Regions from separate parts of the Homo sapiens genome. Here region 1 is linked to region 2. Evidence: chromatin loops called from intact Hi-C (ENCODE). Cell type or tissue: endothelial cell of umbilical vein. All regions are shown on one strand. Links, peaks and the distances in the headings refer to the core of each region. The heading gives the core; the rest is flanking DNA. Region 1 has its middle 18 kb from the start of CCDC91. Region 2 has its middle 150 kb from the start of FAR2.

The links. Peaks named below come from ENCODE experiments on the same cell type or tissue, not always from the same donor. Only the 100,000 strongest peaks of a DNase experiment are listed, where the experiment ranks them.
Region 1: a loop joins it to region 2, with 16 times the contacts of the local background. A loop is called at or near these places in 2 of 110 quality-filtered maps.

What each region holds. Positions count from the first base shown.
Region 1 is chr12:28,167,384-28,178,260 of GRCh38, forward strand. No RefSeq gene overlaps it. Among named protein-coding and RNA genes, the nearest start is that of CCDC91, 18 kb to the right of the region's middle. In endothelial cell of umbilical vein, for the core only: a CTCF peak has its summit at 5,246 (motif pointing left); a DNase peak (open chromatin) is centred at 5,228.
Region 2 is chr12:28,993,037-29,003,913 of GRCh38, forward strand. No RefSeq gene overlaps it. Among named protein-coding and RNA genes, the nearest start is that of FAR2, 150 kb to the right of the region's middle. In endothelial cell of umbilical vein, for the core only: a CTCF peak has its summit at 5,992 (motif pointing left); a DNase peak (open chromatin) is centred at 5,975.

The sequences.
Region 1 (10,877 bases), core at 1,140-9,139, 830 kb before region 2:
AAAAAATGGCCATTGTTCTTAGCCTTAAAGATATATTGGTGATTGAAAGACTTAATCGTGCTAAAATGCCAATACTATCCAAAACCATCTACAGGTCTAACATAGTCTTTATCAAAATCCCAACAATTTCTTGTCTTATGCTGAGTAAGAAAAATTCACCTTAAAATTCATATAGATCTCTCAAGCCCAGGAGTTCAAGGTTGCAGTGAACCATGATTATGCCAGCGCACTCCAGCCTGGGTGACAGAGCGAGACCCTGTCTCAAAAACATAAATAAATAAATAAATAAATAAATAAATAAAAAGAAAAAATTTATATAGACTCTTAAGGGAACACAAATAGCCAAAAAAATCTTGAAAAACGAAGCAAGTTGAACCTCTCACACTTCCTGATTTCAAAACTTGTTACAAAGCTAAATGAATTAAAACTGTGGTATTGGCATAAAGACAGATAAATAGACCAATGGAACAGAATAGAGAGCCCAGAAATAAACTCTTGGATATATGGTCAAATGATTTTCAACAAGGGTGTCAAAACCATTAAATGGGAAAGAACAGTCCTTTCAACAAAAGATGTTGCAAAAACTGGATATCCACATGCAAAAGAATGAAGTTGGAAACTTACCCTATGTTATGGTTTGGATGTGATTTGTCCCCACCAGAACTCATTTTGAAATTTAATCCCCAACATAGCAGTGGTGGGAAGTGAGGCCTAGTGGGAGATGTTTGGGTCATGGGGACTAATCCCTCATGAATGGATTAATGCCTTCCTGAGGGAGTGAGTGAGTCCTCCTGCTCATGGGAATGAATTGGTTCCTGAGAGAGCAGGTTGTTAAACACGGTCTGGCTTCCTTGGTTTCTCTCTCTTGCTAACTCTCTTGCTATGTGATATCTTTGCCCCACTTCTCTTCAGCCTGAGGCCCTCACCAGATGCAGCTGCCCAATCTTGAACTTGCTAGCATACCAGAATTATGAGTTAAATAATCCTCTTTTCTGTGTAAATTACGTTGCCTTACATTGTAAGGTATTCTGTTATAGCAACACTAAGTGGACTAAGACACCTTATATCTTATATAAAATTAACTCAAAATGGGTCAAAGACCTAATGTAAAAGCTAAACCTATAAAACTCTTAGCAGAAACAGAGACGCTTCATGATATTGGAGGTGGCAATGCTTTCTTGGATATGATACCAAAACACATGCAAAAAAAGAAAAAAACGATAAATTTGGACTACATCAAAGTTTAAAACTTTGTGTATCAAAGGACACATTCAACAGAGTGAAAAGACAACCCATGGAATGGGAGAAAAATATTTGTGAATCATATATCTGATAAGGGGTTAGTATCTAGTATATGTAAAGAACTACAACTTAACAACAAAAAAAACCAACTCAATTTAAAAATGAGCCAGGGTCCTGAATAGATAGATATTTCTCCAAAGAAGATATACAAATGACCAATAAGACCATAAAAAGATGTTCAATGTCACTAATCATTAGGTTAATGCAAATCAAAACTACATGGAGATACCACTTCACACTCATTAGGATGGCTACTATCAAAAAAACAGAGTAAGTGTTGGTGAGGATGCCGATAAAATGAGCACTGTTGGTGGAAAGATAAAATGGTGCAGTCACTATGGAAAATAGTATAGTGATTCATCAAAAAAATTAAAAAACAATAACTGGCCAGGCGCAGTGGCTCACGCCTGTAATCCCAGCACTTTGGGAGGCCGAGGTGGGCAGATCACGAGGTCAGGAGATCGAGACCATCCTGGCTAACACGGTGAAACCCCGTCTCCACTAAAAAATACAAAAAATTAGCCGGGCGTGGTGGCGGGCGCCTGTAGTCCCAGCTACTTGGGAAGCTGAGGCAGGAGAATGGCGTGAATCTGGGAGGTGGAGCTTGCAGTGAGCCGAGAACGCACCACTGCACTCCAGCCTGGGCGACAGAGCAAGACTCCGACTCAAAAAAAAAAAAAAAGAATAACCACATGATCTAACAATTCTACTTCTGGGTATATACGCCAAAGAATTAAAAGCACGGTCTTGAAGAGATCCTTGCACACCCATGTACATAGCAGCATTATCCACAAGAGCCAAAAGGTGGAAACAACCCAAGTGTCACTGATGGATGGAGGAATGGATAAACAAAATGTGGTGTATGCATACAACAGAATGTTATTCAGCCTTAAAAAAGGAAGAAAATCTGACACTTACTAAAATGTGGATGAACCTTGAGGACATTCTGCTAGGTGAAATAAGCCAGTCAGAAAGAGACAAATACTATATAATTTCACTTACATGAAGAATGTAGAGTAGTCATATTGATAAAGACAGACAGTGGAATGATGGCTGCTAGGGGCTGGTGGGATGGGGGGAAAGGAGAGTTATTGAATGGGTACGAGTTTCAGTTTTGCAAGGTAAAGGGAGTTCTGGAGACATGGTGGTGATGGTTGCACAACAATGTGAATGTACATAATGCCACTGAAGTGTACACTTAAAAATGGTTAAGAAAATAAATTTTGTTAGATATACTTTATCACAATTAAATGAAAAAATAAACACATGCTTTCATACAAAAATACATGCAGATATATTAGATAGATATTTAAGGAAATAAAAACTAGAGATTTTTAATTCTCTTATGCTTTTCAATTTTCAGATAATAATTATAATCTAATTTCCCTAGTACTCCCTTGACTTCCCTTTAGGATACCAGCCAATGTTTTGAATTTTCCTACTGTCAGAAGTCTTGGCCCAAGATAAACTTTTCACTCCCTCCTTGTTTTCTAAAGGGTTCAGGCATTCAGACAAACTCCTAAAGTAGACACTGTCCTTCGCCTCAGATGGCTTAAATTCTGTAGGGGTATATTAACAAGAGAGGAGGCAATCACAGTACAATGTGGTGGTCTCATCTTCTAAAAGTTCACCTGATGTCCTGAGGGTGCTGAAATCATGAATGCGTTAGCACAAGTAGGTGACCAAGCAAAGTGACTCTGATAAATTGCATAAAGCCTTTCAATTAGAATTTGTCCAGACACACATTAAAATATAAAGCACAATAGCGCATCAATACTAGAGGCTATTTTTGTTCTAAATAATTATATAGGTATGAGGGCAGGGTGGAGAGAACAGGATTAATATGTAGAGGACTCCTCTGTCGTTTACACAGAAAAAAAATTCAAGCTATAGGGTCTATAACTGTGGACAAGAGATATCTGTTTAGTAGGTGTTTCAGGGGCCAAGAAAGATATGATTATAAAACTCATGTGGCAAAAATATGCTACTAGATTTTGTTTTTTGGTGACCAAGAAATAAGTCTATGCTACTTATAATGTCATATACTTAATTTGAGTAGACAAATTAACAGATGAACTCAAGACAACTCCAAAACTTTCTATACAATTGATTGAAAAAATTGCCACAAAAGCAGATGCTTCAGCTTGGAAAAGTTTCTTTGACAGATTGGTCTCTGGGTTTTGTAATTGTTAACCAAGTTAGGGAAAAATATTACAATATATTTGAGCCTAACGGGGCTCCATCACAGCCATTTTCAGTTAGTACATAAAAGATGTTTTTATCAGGGAGTTACATTTTATTCTTTCTTTCTTCAATAGGATTATTACTGATTCCTTCAAATGTTCTTTTTTTATTAGAAAGAAAAACATATAGAACATGATTACATAAGAGAAAGGTTGCAATTGTCTCTGTGTTAAGCAGAAACTTTCCATTTGCTAAAATTAGGGTACATTTACATTTTTAATAACAGCTAAGTTTAACAAGCCTTATTTTCCTCAGTGGTGGGAGGACACCTTGCAGCTCCTCCCATTTATTGTGACAATGTAATTCAACTCTGTTAAGCTTAAGTGAACAATATAGCCCTCTGATTTTCACTTTTAACAATTGCAAAACATTTTAGTAAACAAAATGTTGCTTCTGTAGACTTTTGAAGGTATCAAGAATAATGAGCCCTCCAAATACATCTGAATTAATTTATAAAAGATGAAAAGATAAGAAACTATTTAGCTTCATAAAGATTTTGACTAGGATTTTTTTATTTAAGATTTTTGGTAAACACACCAATTTCTTTCCCAAATCTCCTTCGCCTGGGTCCTGTATTTCAATGAATGAAGTCATCGTCCTCCTACATCAGCTCAAAACCTCAGACTATGTTTTGACTTCTTTCTCTCTTTACCCCACCCACATCTACTTAGTTTTTACTCATACCAATTCTACTTTTACAGAATCCCTTGCTTGCCTTCTTTATTCAATCTCAAAGCCTACAGGATTAATGAGATACCTTTTTAACAGATCTCCCTACCTTTGGGAGCTTATTTATCAGTCCATCCCACAAAAAAACTGCTATATCAATTTTTTTAGTACAAAATGCTGAAGCTGATCTTTTACTCCTATAACAACTTCCTGTTGTCAGTTCAGTTTTTGGAGTATGGCTGGTATTCAGTACACTCAAAGACATATTCACTCTATGACTCTTTAGCATTATTTCCCACTACTACCTTTCATATACCCTAACCGTCTAGGTCCTTTAATTTTGTGCATCCATGATGTTTTCTTTATTTGGCATGTGCTTTCATTACTCTCAATATGTCCAAATGCTTTCTGCCTCACCTGTGAGACTCAGCTCAAATTTTGAACCCTTTCCAAATGCCTTTATCTTTTCCTTCACTGAATTCTCTTAGTATTTTATATGTAACTCCCACTTTATGTAATTTTGATAGTGTATTAATTTTCATTTACACTTTAATCCCTTGATAGATTTCAAGTTTCTTGTAAGCAGGATTTATAGGTACTTTATCTTGTTATATCCCACATTCTAATTGTTCGATTAATATTCACTGAATAAATCTGTATGCAATACTGGAAACTCTTGAGAATTCAGGTGTGAGATATGTGAAGCAAGGCAATTTATCGACCAGTGGATATTATACATTTTTAAGTCTAAAAGAGACACTTGACCTCAGCAATGCCAAAATCATTGTCATAAAATTGAAACTATTATACAGAATTCACTAAAACCTTATTACATGATCTCTCATGCGGTAATTGGTTAATTTTTCAATGTTAAGAATTCCATGTACAGGGCACAGTACAACAAATCTAATAAACAACTTTCATAACCTATTGTCTTGCCTGTTGTCTGGTTCTGATTATTTGACATTGGTTTTTCCATAGGAGACATCCAATGCAGGAAGCAAAAGAGTTGATTACTGCACACTGCCCTCTGGTGAGCCACATGGGTAATCTAGAGGGGGAAATTCAGAGTTGAGAATGTAATTCACTCTCCATGCCTAGGATGCCAGTTAGTGCCAAAGAATTATGTCACATTTTGTGATGTGATCACTTCTCTCAACTGTATACTCTCCTGAGCCTACTAATTCTTTCCATGCAGGTCATCAAATGGCCATCAGTTGGTAAAATTTTCCTCTTCATTTAGCCAAAAATGGATCCAGAATATTTGTAATGAGTCTTACTAACCCAAGCTTTTCAAAAAATTGTGCTATTACTTCTACCATGACATTTCCCTGCATCTTCATATATCCCCAAAGCATTGTATGAAAACAATGGTAAAACATGTTGTATTAGTCCGTTCTAGCATTGCTATAAGGAACTACATGCAACTCGGTAATTTATGAAGAAAAGAGGTTTAGTTGACTCATGGTTCCACAGGCTATACAGGAAGCATGGCTAGGGAGGCCTCAGGAAACTTACAATCATGGTGGAAGGTGAAGGGGAAGCAGGCACATCTTCACATGGTGCAGCAGGAGAGAGAGAGCAAAGAGGGAAGTGCTACACACTTTTAAACAACCAGATCTCATGAGAACTCACTATCACGAGAACAGCAAGGGGGAATCTGCCCCCAAGATCCAATCACATCCCACCAGGCCCCTCCTCCAACACTGAGTATTACAATTTGACATGAGATTTGGGTGGGGACACAGAGCCAAACCATATCACATATTGTTCTCAGCTTGCAGAGAAGTCAGATTCTTTGTAATTGACATGCTAAATTCTCTACATTCACATAAACGAGTCTTATTTCATATATAAAAACATGGAGCTTTCTCATTCTTGAGGAGAAGTCCAAAAATCAAATAATCAATCTTATAACATTAGAAGTACTCTTTGATTTGGAAGGACCACAGGTATGTCTAGCTTTTGACCATATCAAAACTGCCATATTGCTGGGTGATATTACTCATTTATTACCAGCTGACTGAATACCATTCACAGCTAAATCAATAATGAAAGCTTCAGAACAGGTATGAAACCACTCAAACCTCACATTCTAGGAGGTACACAAATAACCCAGTGTCTAACGTTCATTAGCTTCTGAAATCAACTCTATTTGCTGTTTGTACACAAGTATATTTGTCCATTTTTAATTCTATTCCTAACTTCAGGAATCTGCATTTTGTAAAAGTTATACAAATAATGGATGATCTTCAAATAAGTGTAAATATCCTTACTGAAAAAAAAAACACTTGTAAAAACATAGAATAAATGCTTTCTTGTTTAACGGAGTGCTAAACTTGATAAAAATATGTCCCCATTTATCAAAATTTTGACTCTTCAAAATCCAAGCAACTGATTGATCATCTAGAACCTACTAAAATAGAAATGTAATTTTTCCTTACGTTCTTTATCATGCAGTTGAAAGTTTAAATTATATAAGAACAAAAAAGGGGGTAAGGAGGAAGCTGGAGGGCCAAAGTGAGGGTGGAATTTTTCAAAAAAAGAAAAAAAAAATATAAGAACCACATCCTTTCTTGAATCTCAATCTTTTAATTGTCTGAGGCCATTTATGCGCAAACTCAGTAAACTGGTTTTTACTTATTGTTAATTTATTTTGCTTTCAAATAAGAAAGCCTTCTGTGAGACACTTTCCTGCTGGTTTCTGCTGATTTGTTGCTTAACTGTGGGTACTAGTTTCCTGAATTCAGAGAGGAGTTCAAATAAAATTGCATCTAAGTTCATTTAACTGTAAAACTCTGTTTCTAATGATATCAGACATTAATGAATAATGATTTTAAACCAACAGATATTAACTGTATGTGTACTATATATTTAAACTCAATTTTTGTATTGTATATTATGTAGCTTAAAAGGTACCATAAGGATAAATGGTATATATCAAATTGCAATTTCCCATAGAAATAATTCACTCAGTTTTGTTTTCATTTTGTTTGTTTTTAATCTTCTCTTTTGACTACATTTGAGAGGGAATTTCTGGCTAGCACAGAATCCTTTTTAATTTGTTTCTGTATAATGTGCAGCAGATATACTTAATTAATGAACTGATTAGCAACTTCCTTAATTACTTTCCAGTAGTTTTTTTCATTATTAAATGTTCAGCCTTTGAATGAATATCTACCAATATATGCCATCACAATTTAATCAAATAGAATATATCTGTATTTTGTATTGTACTGAAACCGTCTAAAATAAAGCAAATATTTATATATCAAATAGGGAAATTGACAGCATTGTATGTGATACAACACAATATTATAATGCATTATATGAAGTCCTTAGTTTGCTTTTTCTTATATCTAATTTGTTTTGGTTGGTACCATGCAAAAAATAAAAGGCAACCACTAAGTCATAGAATTTAAATGGCATATTTTAAATGACTTTGACAATTTGTATATAATGTTGACTGACATCTTATCTTCATATAAGGCTTTACAGTTTTTTAATTAATAAACTTTATTTCTTAGAGCAGTTTTAGTTTCACAAACAGCAGAAAGTACAGAGTTCCCATATATTCCCTGTCCCCACACATGCCTTACACCCCTACTACCAGAGTACACGTGTTACAGTTGATAAACCTACATTGACACATCATTACACACAAAGCTCATGGTTTACATGAGGGTTCACTCTTGATGTTGTATATTCAATAGGTTTTGACAAATGTATAATGACATATCCATCACTGTAGTACCTACAGAATAGTTTTACTGTCTGAGAAATTCTCTGTGCTCTGCCTATTCACCCTTTTCTCCTGCCAATCCCTGTCAACCACTGATCTTTTAACTGTCTTTATGGTCTTACCTTTCCCAGAATGTCATATAGTTAGAAGCACAGTATGTAGCTTTTCACAGATTGGCTCCTTTCACTTAGTAATATGCATTTAAGTTTCTTCCTTGTCTTTTCAAGGCTTGATAGCTCATTATCTTTTCATGTTGAATAATATTCCATTGTCTGATATACCATAGTTCATTTATCCACTCACCTTCTGAGGATCTCTTGGTTCTTTTCAAGTGTTGGCAATTATGAGTAAAGCTGCTGCAAATATCCATGTGCAGATTTTTGTGTGGACCTAAGTTTTCAATTCATTGGTTAATTACCAAGGAGCATGATTGCTGGATCATATGGTAAGAGTTTATTTAGCTTTTGTTTATTAAACTTGCATCCTGAAACTTTGTTATAATTGCTTATTAGTTCCAGGAGGGGTTTTTTTGGTTAATTGTTTCAGATTTTCTACATAGTGTTTCTTATGTGAAAGACATTATTTTAGATGTTGTGGATACAAAAATAAACACATAATCCATGTCTTCAAGGATTTCATAATATATAGGGCAAAAGGTGTAAGCAAATTATTACAATGTGGCTTGTGAATGGCTATAATATTAGTATAAATGAAGTGTGATGAGGCCTCAGAGAATAGGCAGCTAATATAATCTGGAAATTTCAGAGAAGACTTTCCAGAGGAGGTTGAGTCTGAGTTGAATCTCCAGGGATGGACAGATGCTATCCAGGAGACCGACAGAAGGAAGATTATGCCTGGAAGAGGAAACAGCATGTTCAAAAACAAAGATGAGAATGCTTCATCCACAGAGAAACTTCCTAGTGGTTTAATGTGATAGACACCGAGATGCACCCCCAGATTCCTCTTCAAAGAGGATTTCCTATGCAGCTGCAGGAAATATGGCCAGTAATTTATAGCTGTCTGTTCAGGTTCAGAGAGCAGTCTTTTCCAAGGTCCTACCCTTAACCAGGGCAATCTGCATCTGGTAGAGGAGAGAAGTCTGAATACAAATGCAGGACAACTCTGATAGACATATTTGTTCCAGAGCTTTCTGCTGAGTTGGCTGAAGTTCTGTTGCGTCTGTATCGCAGTTCAACTTCTCTCTCTGACCAATGCTGTTTCACTTCACTTCCTATCAAAGGTTTGATCCCTAATAAGCACCCTGCATGCTGGCATGCTGAAATTCTTGTTTTGGCGTCTGCTTCCTGAGAATGCAATCCATGAATTTGGTACCAGGACTGGTCCAAGAGAGTAGGTGATGGGCTTTTTGCCTGAGTCATTCATTGCCTCCTGGCATTACTTGTGGTAAATGGAGCACAAACAGCTATTATCACAAGGTAGTAATCAAATTATTAACATTTTCACTGTTTGTGAACTGGCCAGATGAATCAGATATATTTGAGATGTATGGGGAATAAAGTAGCGATAAAGATAAAGGAATTGGATGGCTATTGCTAAGCGGTATTGATGCTCTACACAAAGATAATGAAAAAATCAGAGCGAATAACAAGCAATTAAAAACCAAGTGAGATTGTCAGAGGGCCTCTTTGGCTGCATAAAAAAGAAGCTCTCATTTCCTGCAGGAGGAGGCTGGAGAAAGGTGAAGACCAAGACTAGACTTTATAGTCAGAGTAGCTGAACTTCAAAGATGGTTATATGCCCACTAAGATAGATGGTTAATAATAAGCAAAGTTGAAATGCTGGGATTGCCATGGAAGAAGGTTGAGGAAGGGAAAGGCTGAGGAAAATAAGCATGCTGGAATGAAAATACAAATAAGGCTGGAAGACTGAGAGGAATATGTTCCATGGGAAGGCCCAAAGGATACACAGTTTACCAAGGCTGTAATGAATGAGCTGGTGAAAGAAGCACTAGCAACACTAACAAGCAGAGTAGTGATGCTCCTCTTTAGGCCAGAGGTCACTGTAGGAGAGGCCATTACAGAACCTGACTCATTGGTAACAAAGAAGTTGATAGAACCCTGGAAAAACAGAGGCCAGTTGTGGCATTTAACTGCCAGAAGCCAGGGATTTTAAATAATTGTAAGCATCAACAAGGTCAGAATGGCAGCCCAGAAAGAACCACAGAATTATGGAACATATTAATAGAATTTGACAATGCTAGAGACAAAATAAATTGGTAGTGACAATGGAATCACTCAGCATGTACTGTTAGAAGAAATCAAGCATGAATAACAGAGTGATACTTTATTGTGTCATAATCCCTTGCCCAGTTTATGGGCCTGAGTCAATTTTCAGACCTGTATCTCATTCATTGACGTGTTTAGGCCTCCTGGGGATGGACCTTGTGATGCCATGGCAAGTACACCTGGTAATGATTCCCTTAGTCCTTCTTCAAAGGGACCAAAGGCCATTTACTTGGTGATACGGTTTGGCTCTCTGTCCCTCCCAAATCTTATCAGAAATTATAATCCCTACATGTTGAGGAAGGAACCTGTAATCCCCACGTGTTGAGGGAGGGAGGTGGGATCATGGGGACAGTTTTCTCCCTGCTGTTCTCATGAGATCTGATGGTTTTATAAGGCAGTTTTCCCTGCTCTTGCTCATTCTCTCTCCTGCCTCCTGTCAAGAATGTGCCTGCTTCCCTTCTGCCATAACTGTAAGTTTCCTGAGATCTCTCCAGCTGTGCACAACTGTGAGTCTATTAAACCTCTTTCCTTTATAAATTACCCAGTCTCAGGGAAGTTCTTTATAGCAGCATGAAAATGGACTAATACACTTGGGTAATGTGAACCAGCTGGACATTTAGTTGACACTGATACTAGGAGAACCAACACATTAGGGCCTTAATTTATAGTTGGAG
Region 2 (10,877 bases), core at 1,932-9,931:
AAATCGCCAAAAACACTTAAAAAGAGTTGAAGGAAGCTTGTGTGTGGCTAGGAGGGCCTGAACAAAATCAATCCTCTTGACATAAATCAGAAGCATTCTCAGTCTTTCATTTCCCTATTTATTCATAAGAAGGTGGCCAAAGCGTAAGAAGGTGGTCGGAGCTTACTATACAGCTGGAAAAATGAATCTTTGAGAAGTGAAGGGACAAGACCTACATTGTCATCTAAGAAAACTAACAGGATGGAAAAAGAGAAGTGTCTTTATTCTCTCTGGGGATTCTTTGATTACTGGAAGAATTGAATTGCTAGGTGGCCGCACTGCTTTGGGCCTCTTATTCTCTCTCCAAGGCAATTGTTCTCTGCAGCATAATCTGCAGGCCCCCTAAGTCAACCTCAGCAAGTGGATGATACCCAAGAAAGGTTATTGTTCCCCCCAAATCCCTCAAAATCTTGGTGCTTCTGTGAACTGTATTCAAACTTCTGCCTTTCATGAATGGAGCTGGAAATCTCGTGAGAACATGTTTCCTGGAGGTTATTTTTGAGACTTCTTGCTTCTGGTCTCAGCCACCAGAAGAGATAAAAGCAGGAACTCGATTGAAGAGGAAAGGAGAGGAACATGCAGTTGGGGGAACGTTTCCATTCTTAGTCATTGATCCAATTAATATCTGGAGTAGAGGCTTCAGTTGGTTCAGGTTGAATCTGAAACCATTCTATTGCAATATCATATATCAGGAACTGTACTTTGTAATCGGGCCCTGAAAAGTACAGCCAGCTATTCCCTGGTGCACTGCTCAGAGCTGAAATACTTGAGCAGGGAGGTGAGGCCTGTGCTCTGTCCAGGGTCTGGATGACTCCTGCTTTGTTTCCAGGCTGTGGCGCTGCACCCTGATCTTTGTGCTTCCTTGTCTGTACAAACACCACAACCGTTTGAAAAATGGGTATCTGCCTACTTGTGAATTTGTGGATGGCAAATTCACAGTGTGGGGAGGGAGGCAGCACTGTCAGTTTGGACTTACCCAAACACCTCAAAGTATGTTTCAAATGGCGCTGGGTTCGGCAAAACCCTAAAGTATGTTTGGTCTGCTTTTCTGTCTCCTTTTTCAAGGGAAATTTAACCCATATGTTTCTGACACATTTACACTTAATTCACCAAAACATTGTTTTATGAAACCACTGGATGTCCAGGGCTCTTTAAGAGTTCTTTTCATGGAACTTTTTCAAGCTTTTTTTTTTTTTTTTTTCTTAGAAACAGGAAGTCACATTTGTGCCGAAAGTTAAAAGAACCCAAACCTTAAAAAAAAATTTGGAATTCTATCAGGAGTTCCAAATCCAGAGATTTCCAGGGGGTTCTAAACTTGGCAAACCATTTCATGTTTTGCAAGCAGAAGGCCTATAAACAGAATCAAGCGTTAGGCTCCACATTCAAGCTGTGAGCACACCCTCTTCTATCTTACATTACGAGAGATATAAAATGCACTCAGTGAGGGAATTATAATGATTATGCTGCACATAAAAGAAAACCTTAAGTGCTTTGGTGGGACCATCAAAACCTGTGCAGGAAGATCTGAGTTTCATCCATGCCTTGGGGTAGATTTGACTGTTTCAGGTACTAAGTAAATTATAGGCTCCCCAGTACTCTAAGTCCTGACTTTTTGAAAATAGAATGTGAGAGATTTGGGCCAAAGGTGTTTTGTTGCTGCAGAGCTCAAAATGAAAACCAAGGCCAGGAGCTTCAGTTGCAAAACCTGGGGTTTATGGCTGCAAGGGGGAAGAACAGGCTTTTTCCTCCCAGGACTATAATTACTATTACTTTACATTAGGGTCTTGCCAACGGTACTGCTCCCAGGCCCGGCCTTCTTGCCCTCTTACTGAATGCTTTATTTTTCTGCCCAGGGTCTCTAACTTAAGTGCATTACAGCCAAGTTTAGTCATCTGATTTCTCCCAAGATTCATCAGTCCTCTGCCAGCATTGTACTTTAAGAATCTCATAAAAGCTACCTTCCTTTTACTGTATAAATATGACTTCTACAGTCACTCAAAATTAAACATTTTTCATAATGATACAACACAACCATGTTTTTATTTTCAAGCCTTGGGAAATCTACTCTCCTCTTAGGCCCAAAATGAAGGAGAATCTATATCTCATGTGCCCTGGCTTCTCAACCCAATGACTTGAGCAGAAATCCTCACTCCAACTTCATCTTCATGTCTATGATGAACCCATGAAAGGTGGACAGAGACCTGGAATGAGCTACCTAAGGTGACCAGTGAGGGCTCTGAAGTTTCTTAGAGCTCACTCCACTGATTACTCCTGCAGCTTTAGAGGTAGCTCTTCCCCAGGCAGCAAGGAACTATCCTTTATTTTTAGGATACAGTGCTACCGGTACCTCCTATGACAGGAAGCAACTTCCCCTTTGCTGTGTCTCATCCTCACGTGGGTGCTCAGAAATATATGTATTGTCCACAGGGTGCTTCTCCATCCATCAGAAACCATAAATTTCCATGTGCATCCTCCTATTCAGAGCATGAGTGATGGGCGCCTTCCTTCGTGGCCAGGGACAGCATCAACCTCTTTGTCAACATCATTCCTCATGTCCTCCAAAACTTGAATGCTCTAAAACAACCCCAGGACTACATGCATGCTCTGAGTACTTATTTAGGGATGTGCATATGTATATAACTTGACACACATGCCACACATATATATACATAAACATATATCTTATATCACCACATCCACATTGCGGAAGCCACTGGCTGGGGAGGCAGCACTAGTAATGGGGAATGCTAAAGACGGTGCTCAGTTTTCTCTCTTGGCTTCACTCCCCACACACAGGGCCCCAGTGACTGCAGATGGAGAGGAAAGGCCCCCTTCTAAGACTCGAGGCACCTTCCTGTTTGCTTGGCTGCATTTTCACAATCTTTCTGAAAAATCAACGGTCTCCCTTTCAGCCTCCCTGGGGGAAGGCTCCAGCAGTCCATGGGAGTACTGTGTACAAGGTCTGTGAAATGAAAAAATTCACAAGAAAACAGCTTTGGCCCAAGCTGCTTTCTGTTAACCTTGGGTATGCTCTTCTGATTTGAAAGTCGGAAAAAAGAAATGCCATATTGTTTCCTCTCAACTTCTCTTACCTTGCTTGGCATAGAGTCGGCTAGTTTAGACCACCTATCATGCAGACCTGCCTCGGAAGAAAAGGCTCTCTGATGACAAGAAAATCCAGAAATTTGTGAAGCAAGAATGCTCTTTAATGGAAATACAAAGGATACTTTATAATTTACAAACTTCTTTATTCTACCTGGTCCCTTATTTCAATCTAATTGGCAATATCTCTGTTCCAAATTTTAGATCTTGAGCTCAGAGTTAACAGTTATTTTCTGTATGATTCTAAAAGGGTGAACTCTTTAAATGATTATTGCTTTTCTAGCTCAGGTCCTGGATGTTATAAGCTGTGTGCCCAGAGACTCTTCAAGGTTATTCTGGTGTTCTATGCTATTCAAGCTTCCATATCCAGAAAACTATCTAACCATGTTATGATAAAGCAGTGCCAAGAATGAACAGAAATTGTTCTCTGGCTTGTCTAAATGTGTATAAGCCATGCATAGAGATAGTTCCTCTTGTCACTGTCACTTATATCTCCATTTAAACAATTTTCCTTATTCTGTGCCTCTGATGATTGAGAAGTTTAAGTTTTCTGTGCTTAATCTATTTCAAATTTCAAGATAGAGTACCCAATTCTTTCAGGCTCATTTTCATCTGAGAAGTTTCTATTTCATTTCATAAAGGCATGTGTTTGCCATTTAGCCGATTTCACTTGGCCCAGAGCACCACCGAAGTCCTCCTGGTGATGCAATGTCACAAAGCATGAGTCCAAACCTAGTTGTGTCAGACGACATAGGAGGGTTCGGTTCAGACTTGCTGACTGCACTTACTGAGAAAAACCCACATAGGCATTTTCCAGAAATACTGACAATTAGCTTAAATTGAACAGAGGATAAGGCTAAGCTCTCCGAGTATTACATATCCATTTCCTTGGTTAGTCAATTAAATAATTAATAGAGTGGTGCAGACGCGGTTGCCTCGACTCTTAGTAGCCCACGTCTTAAAGGCCTTCCCACCTACAGTTATTTAGCCATGATGATGGCTCATGCAGTAGTTGAAATCTAGCCAAAAAGACTTACTCTACATACCACCCAAGCAGAGTCCCAGAATCCAGGCCATGGGTGGAACTCCAGAACATGAACTTCCGAGGGTGGGGTTTTCTGAGATAAAAGCAGCAGAGACTGGTGTTGGCAATTTAATGTCATTAGAACCAAACCACAGAGACAGACATTGCTGCCTACTTCTCTCCCACTGGGGTGGAAAATTGCTGTCAGGCCTATAGGTTGGTGGGTATTTAATTGACTTCTGACTGAACTAGTCAAACCTGAGCCAGTAGGAGTGTCTGCTCTACTCCCAGGATTTGGCTTGTGGTCTTGTTCCTGACTTTTGAAATTCATAACATTAAACCACTTGGGGCTGGGGGGACATGATTCCTTGAAAAGCCTACCAGCTAATCTAGCAAGACCCATACAGATTTCCTGCCAAAAGACCTCAAGCATCTAAAGCCAATGCTGGAGTGAGTGAAAATAAAAATTACAATATCGGTGGGACCTAGTTACTTAATGATAAGTACACATAAGGAAAAAATGTGAATGGATCTATTTGCATTACCATCAACCACTCACTTGGCAAACCTGAGTCCATTGCTTGCCTACTCTATGCTGTTGTACTTCAGTCTCTACATTGAAAACAATGATTTCTACTCAAAGGAGTGCCAAATGGTTAAGCAGACCAAGAACCTCCAAGTGAAAAGACTGAATTTGATTGGTCACCTTGACGATGTGCTTTCCGTTAGCGCTCTGGTCTTAAAAGCATAGTACTGAACCTGATATTCAGCATCCCATTATTGTCAATTTTTTTCCTTTGTTCCTGATTGTACACAACAGGGAAGCAGGTGACTAGTTCTTGCGTTTACCTGATTTTGTCCTGAAGGACATTACCCTCTCTTGATTTCTTCTGATGAAGATAAGTATCCTGTTGAAGATCATTCCAGAGTTGGAGTGACTTACTTTTTAATGAAATAATTCTTGTTTAAACTTTAGCAGGATTTTTCATTGAGGAGACCCTGTTTAAAGCTCCACTTTAGTTTCCAAACAACTTTCTAGCAAGATAAACCTTCTGAATTCATTATTCTAAAGCTCAAGTACTTATGACCAATCTAACACCACATTCTGTCATGCTTTTTGGTACATTTTGGAAGGCTCAGACTTCATCCAAAAAATCTCATCTTGCTGAGATAGGAAATTCTGCCCTTCACAGTTTATTCCACTGTATTCAACATTTCCCCATCTCTCTGTATTTTAAGCTGTTAATGTATCAGGCAGGGAAACATAGTATCCAGCAGGGAAAAGTTGTAGCAAGCTGAGAACCCATTTTGGCTGAGAGCAAACTGAAACCTCCTTGATCACCCTGGTGGGCCTTCCTCTGCATTGGGGTGAAAAGCCAAGACACCCACTTTGAGGGATATCCCGAGGCTCCATCAGTGAACAAGTCAGGTCCTTGCTCTGGCTAAGGCCTCGGCTCCTAGATCAAAGTCGAAGATAGAGGGCAGTGAGCAAACAGGGCATAATGCAAATGCAGTGCTCTAGGTCAGAAGTGCAGGTAGATTGACTGAATTATGTGTGGGCTCAGGACATGAGAAGCCACGTGTGGGCGGCCTGGCCTCAGGGGTACATAAAGAACTGTGTGGCAAGATCCTTATATGACCCCTGCCCAAAGTTGACTCAATCTGTTCCAACCAAATGTTATTCATCCTTCATTTGTAGGAGTGACATAGTTACTCACAAACTCCCAAAGGCCTGGAGTTAATCAAACTTCAGAAAGAGACCGAAAAAAGAAAGTGTTTAAGTAATACCTGGTGATTGTCAATAAAACTTACAGTGGGGAGCCCTCCAGTGGCAACTGGAAAAATTGAACTCTGATCAGTTTGGGCACCAGTTAGTCTCTTAGAAAAGGTACAACCAACATCACAGAATTACCTATTAATAATACCCAATCATGAGATAGCATCTAAGCTTAAGCTGGAAAGTATCCCGAAAAGTGGGAAAGGGAATCTTTCTATCCTGAGACTTTGAGTCACAACCAAGGATAGAAAGTTGGTGTTGCTGTTGGACTTCTGGGTTGGTTCTGGCTCTGACACTTGCAAGGCAAGGTACGAAACCTTGGACCCTTCCTGCCCACTCTGTCCTCTCAGTTCCCTTCTCTGTTCCTCTGCTGCAGCACTGTCATGAGGATGTAATGAGATATGGGAGCTGGCCAACTCACACACAGAATGTGTCCTAAGAATGCTAGTTCCATCCACCTTTCCTAAGATCATAATTTTTAGTTGTACCATGCTTTGGACCTTACAAAAAACAGAATTGAGTTGTTGTTTACTTTTGTAATTAAATGTTGTATTCCAGTTTGTTCCATGACTGAGTTTTGCACTTCTTTGAATTCACTAACTGATGTCTACTTATTTACATGGTTAACACTGGTAAATATTGATTATATTCAGCTAGTTTTTAAACAAGTATTTCCTTAGGGTCTAATGTTTCTCAGATACTTTGATTGGAATTCACTTGCATCCTGAGCAAAAAGATTAAGAGTTTCTCTCTCTTTCTCTCCCCACTCAACTCCCCATTTAACAAAAATAAATAAATAAACAAAAATAAAAATAAAAATAATAACATTACCTATCTCACCTAGGGAGATCTGGCCTAAGATAATAATTCCACACTCTTTATAAGAACCAGTGGACATTAAAGAACTAAAATTAACCTTCTGCTATGAATGCTGAAATGTTTCTACTCATGAAAACTCCCTTGCTTCATATTTATCACTAGATACTATGAGGAGCTGTTATGAGTTTTTTAAGCTCAAAATTATGTTTCAAATATTTCCATTTCTTAAGTCTTTTCTATTGTTTCCTAGCAGTGGTGAGATAAGATGAGGACACTCTGAGAATACCAATGAGTAGAAATAGGGCACACACAACTATCTTGATAAAAGGTCAACGGAATAGGTAAAAGCAGTGAAAAGATATGAAGAGGAAAGAAAGATATAAAGTAGCAAGATGGAAAACACAAAGCAGTTCTGAAGGTTACTGCCCAATCCCTGCATATTAAGCATTTGATGCTAGAGACCTTGAGTTGAACTCATTGGGTGAGTATCAGGCCTGGCATAGCATGAAACAGATCCAAGTTCAGAGGCTGTAGGATGAAAAAGAAGAAAAGATACAAGCAATTGTGGCTAGAATGCTATGGGGTCCAGAACGTCTTCATATGTATTATTGAAAAGTGGCAGATTGTATTTTCCAACGATGGTCATGGCACTATCACCCATCTCGACTAATCTTCTACAATATGACCTTGTCATCTCCCAATAAGAGGTGGAGTCAAAGCCGGGCTCACGCCTGTAATTCCAGCACTTTGGGAGGCCGAGGTGGGCAGATCACGAGGTCAGGAAATCGAGACCATCTTGGCCAACATGGTGAAACCCCGTCTTTACTAAAATAATACAAAAAGCTAGCTGGGTGTGGTGGCACGTGCCTATAGTCCCAGCTACTCAGGAGGCTGAGGCAGGAGAATCGCTTGAACCCGGGAGGCGGATGTTGCAGTGAGCTGAGATCGCACCACTGCACTCCAGCCTGGTGACAGAGTGAGACTGTCTCAAAAAAAAAAAAAAAAAGAGGTGGAGTCAAAAATTCCCCTCCCATTGAATCTGGATGGGCTTATGACCACTTCTAGTAATACAGTACATTAAAAGTGACATGGTGAACATCCAAGGCCAGGTCATAAAAGGGAATGCAGCTTCCACCTTGTTTGCTAGAACTCTTGCACTGGGAGCCCTTAAACTTCCATGTGGGAAATCTGATCACCCTGACACTGCCATACTGGAGAGGCTGCCTGTCAGTGCTCTGATGAACTGCAGCCATGTGAGTGACCCATTTTGGACAACAAGACAATTGAGCTTTCAGATAATTGCAGCTCCAACCAACATCTGACAACATCCGCATGAGTGACCCTCAGTGAGAACTACCTAGAAAAACCCTGCCTGCTTATGAGTCAGAGCATGTGGTGTTTGGTTTTCTGTTCCTGTGTTAGTTTGCTGAGAATGATGGCTTCCAGCTTTATCCACGTCCCTGCAAAGGACATGATCTTATTCTTTTTTATGGCTGCATAGTATTCCATGATGTATATGTGCCACATTTTCTTTATCCAGTCTATCATTGTTGGGCATTTTGGTTGCTTCCAAGTCTTTTCAGTTGAACAATGAGAACACATAGACAAAGGGAAGGAAACAACACACACCAGGACACAGGGAGGGGAACAACCCAGGAGATGGAGGGCAAGAGGAGGGAGAGCATTAGGACAAATACCTAATGAATATGGGGCTTAAAACTTAGATGACAGGTTGATAGGTGCAGCAAGCCACCATGGCACATGTATATCTATGTAACAAAGCTGCACATGTATCCTGGAATTTAAAATAAAATTAAAAAATTATAAACAACAACAACAACAAAAAGAAAAATCCTGCCTAAATTCCTGGCCCACAAATCAGGAGCAGAATAAAATGGTTGTTTTAAACTGCTAAGTTTTGGGAAACTTGTTATGCTGCAATAGTATTCATTATAATATGTGAAGCTGGTGAGCTATCATTCCCATTTTAAAGATGAGAGTGGGCTTGGATAGTGTTAAGTTCTCGAGATTTATACAAAGGTGCTTTGATATGTAAGTCCTGCTTAAATGACCTCCTGGACTACAAAGATCACTTGTGGGTGAGGACAGTGTGTGAGGAGGATCGTAGTATAGGGGTCAGGAGAAAAAGAGGGCTGTAATTCACATGACTAGAGAAGGCTCCAGATTAGGTGGTGACATTTGAGCTTGACTTTGAACAATAGGATGGATTTTGTTTTGAAGAATAAGTGTCATAAAGAAACACAGATGGAACTAGGAAGTGGTTTTTTTTTGTTTTTTTTTTTGTTTTGTTTTGTTTTGTTTTGTTTGTGACAGTGAAGTCTTTAGGCAACTGATTATCAGCCTCTCTGGTCATTCATTGCTTACTATCATCTAAAGTCAAGCTGACCATCAGCAGACCAGCTGAACAATTCCACAAGGAAGAGCAACAAGTCTTTGAAAATGCCCACAACTACCAAGGGATGCTCCCCTTGCAACATCTCCAAGTCTGAGATTTCTAGGGTTTTAAAAAAAGATCTGCAGTATGAATTCTTTGAAAAGTATTTGCAACTCTCCTTAGAACGCTCAAAAAAAAAGCTAAAAAATTCTCATTTCTATTTTATGTTTGGTATTTTATATGCTAAGTGCTTATTTACAATGTAGCATAAATCAAACTGGAATCAATGGCAAATATTATTTATATCCCAGGACTTGATATCTGAGATGTCCCAATTGTTGTTTTGGTTTTGGTTTTTAAGATAGTGGTTTTAAAATTCAAGGCAATCTCTGTTGCGTATGTGGCATTTTAACTTTGAAAAGTAATTACTTTTCTTTCCTTTTTCCTTCTCTCCCTTGAAAATTCCCACTTTACTAATTATCAGCTTATAGTGGTAACTTGATTCAGCTGATAGCAGCTGATAACTTGATCAGGATAATCAAGGAAGCATTTTATTTTAAAGTATCAAAAGAAACATTACAAAACAGCATTGTAAAATGCATGAAAAATAAGTGAAGATCACTAATGAAAAAAATTGTTTAGATACCATGACTTATAATGCCAGTGTTATAGCTGAAACTGCTCTTTTATATAATGACAGTAACTTGGAAGAAAATACATTTAACTGGGGAGGAAAAAAATCTAAATACAGCTGATATGTCTTGGAAAACACTACCCTAAGAGGCAAAGTTATCTGAAAATTCACCAACTGAAGCTATTCTGTTCAATTTGGTAGCTACTAGCCACATATGGTTATTTAAATTAATTTAAATTAAATAAAATTAAAAATTTAGTTTCTCCATTTCACTAGCCCACTTCAAGTACTGAATAGCCACAGGTAGCTATTGGTTACCATATTAGATAAGGTACGTATCAAATATTTCCATCTCCACAGAAAATTCTATTGGACAGCACTTCTCTAGAAATATAGCTATTTCCCTTGGTCAATCTTGAGGCAGAGTGTGGGAATGGTTTGAAATAGAAAGAATCTAATAATTCCTGAATTACAATGCACTATTTATTTGCTGTGGAGGGTGGGGCATGTAAATGCCACAAGAAAGTCCTTATTTTATATTAACTTTGGCAGAGGGGTTGATAAGTTTGAAGTGTGACTGTAATCTTTTATTTGTTTTGAAAATTTTCATCAATTTTTGGTTTGTGAATGAATATCCAAATAAACTGCTAAGTCAATAGGCCAGTTTTGAATTTGGAGGGCATTTAGAAATTATAATTTTATTTCACATATATGAGATGAGTATTTGTTCATAACTTCCCCTAAATCTGCCCAGAAAACAAGTAAAAAATTGAAAGACAGTAATTGTTTTTTTCTAAAATTAGCACTAATATTCAATATATAGACCCAGTTGTTTGCCTTCTTTTGCAGTTCACCTTTCTTCACCAATAAATTTTATTTATTCATTTATTAGGTTGGTGCTAACAAAACTGCCGTTTTTGCCATTATGGCAAAGATAATGGAGACTGACACAAAGATACTTTCCAAAGTATCTTTGTATCAATCTCCATTATGGCAAAACCCGCAATTAGTTCGCACCAACCTAATACTCACTCAATGAATGTTTGAAGAATTATTTGTAAGACTTTTTAAAACAAAAATTTCTTTT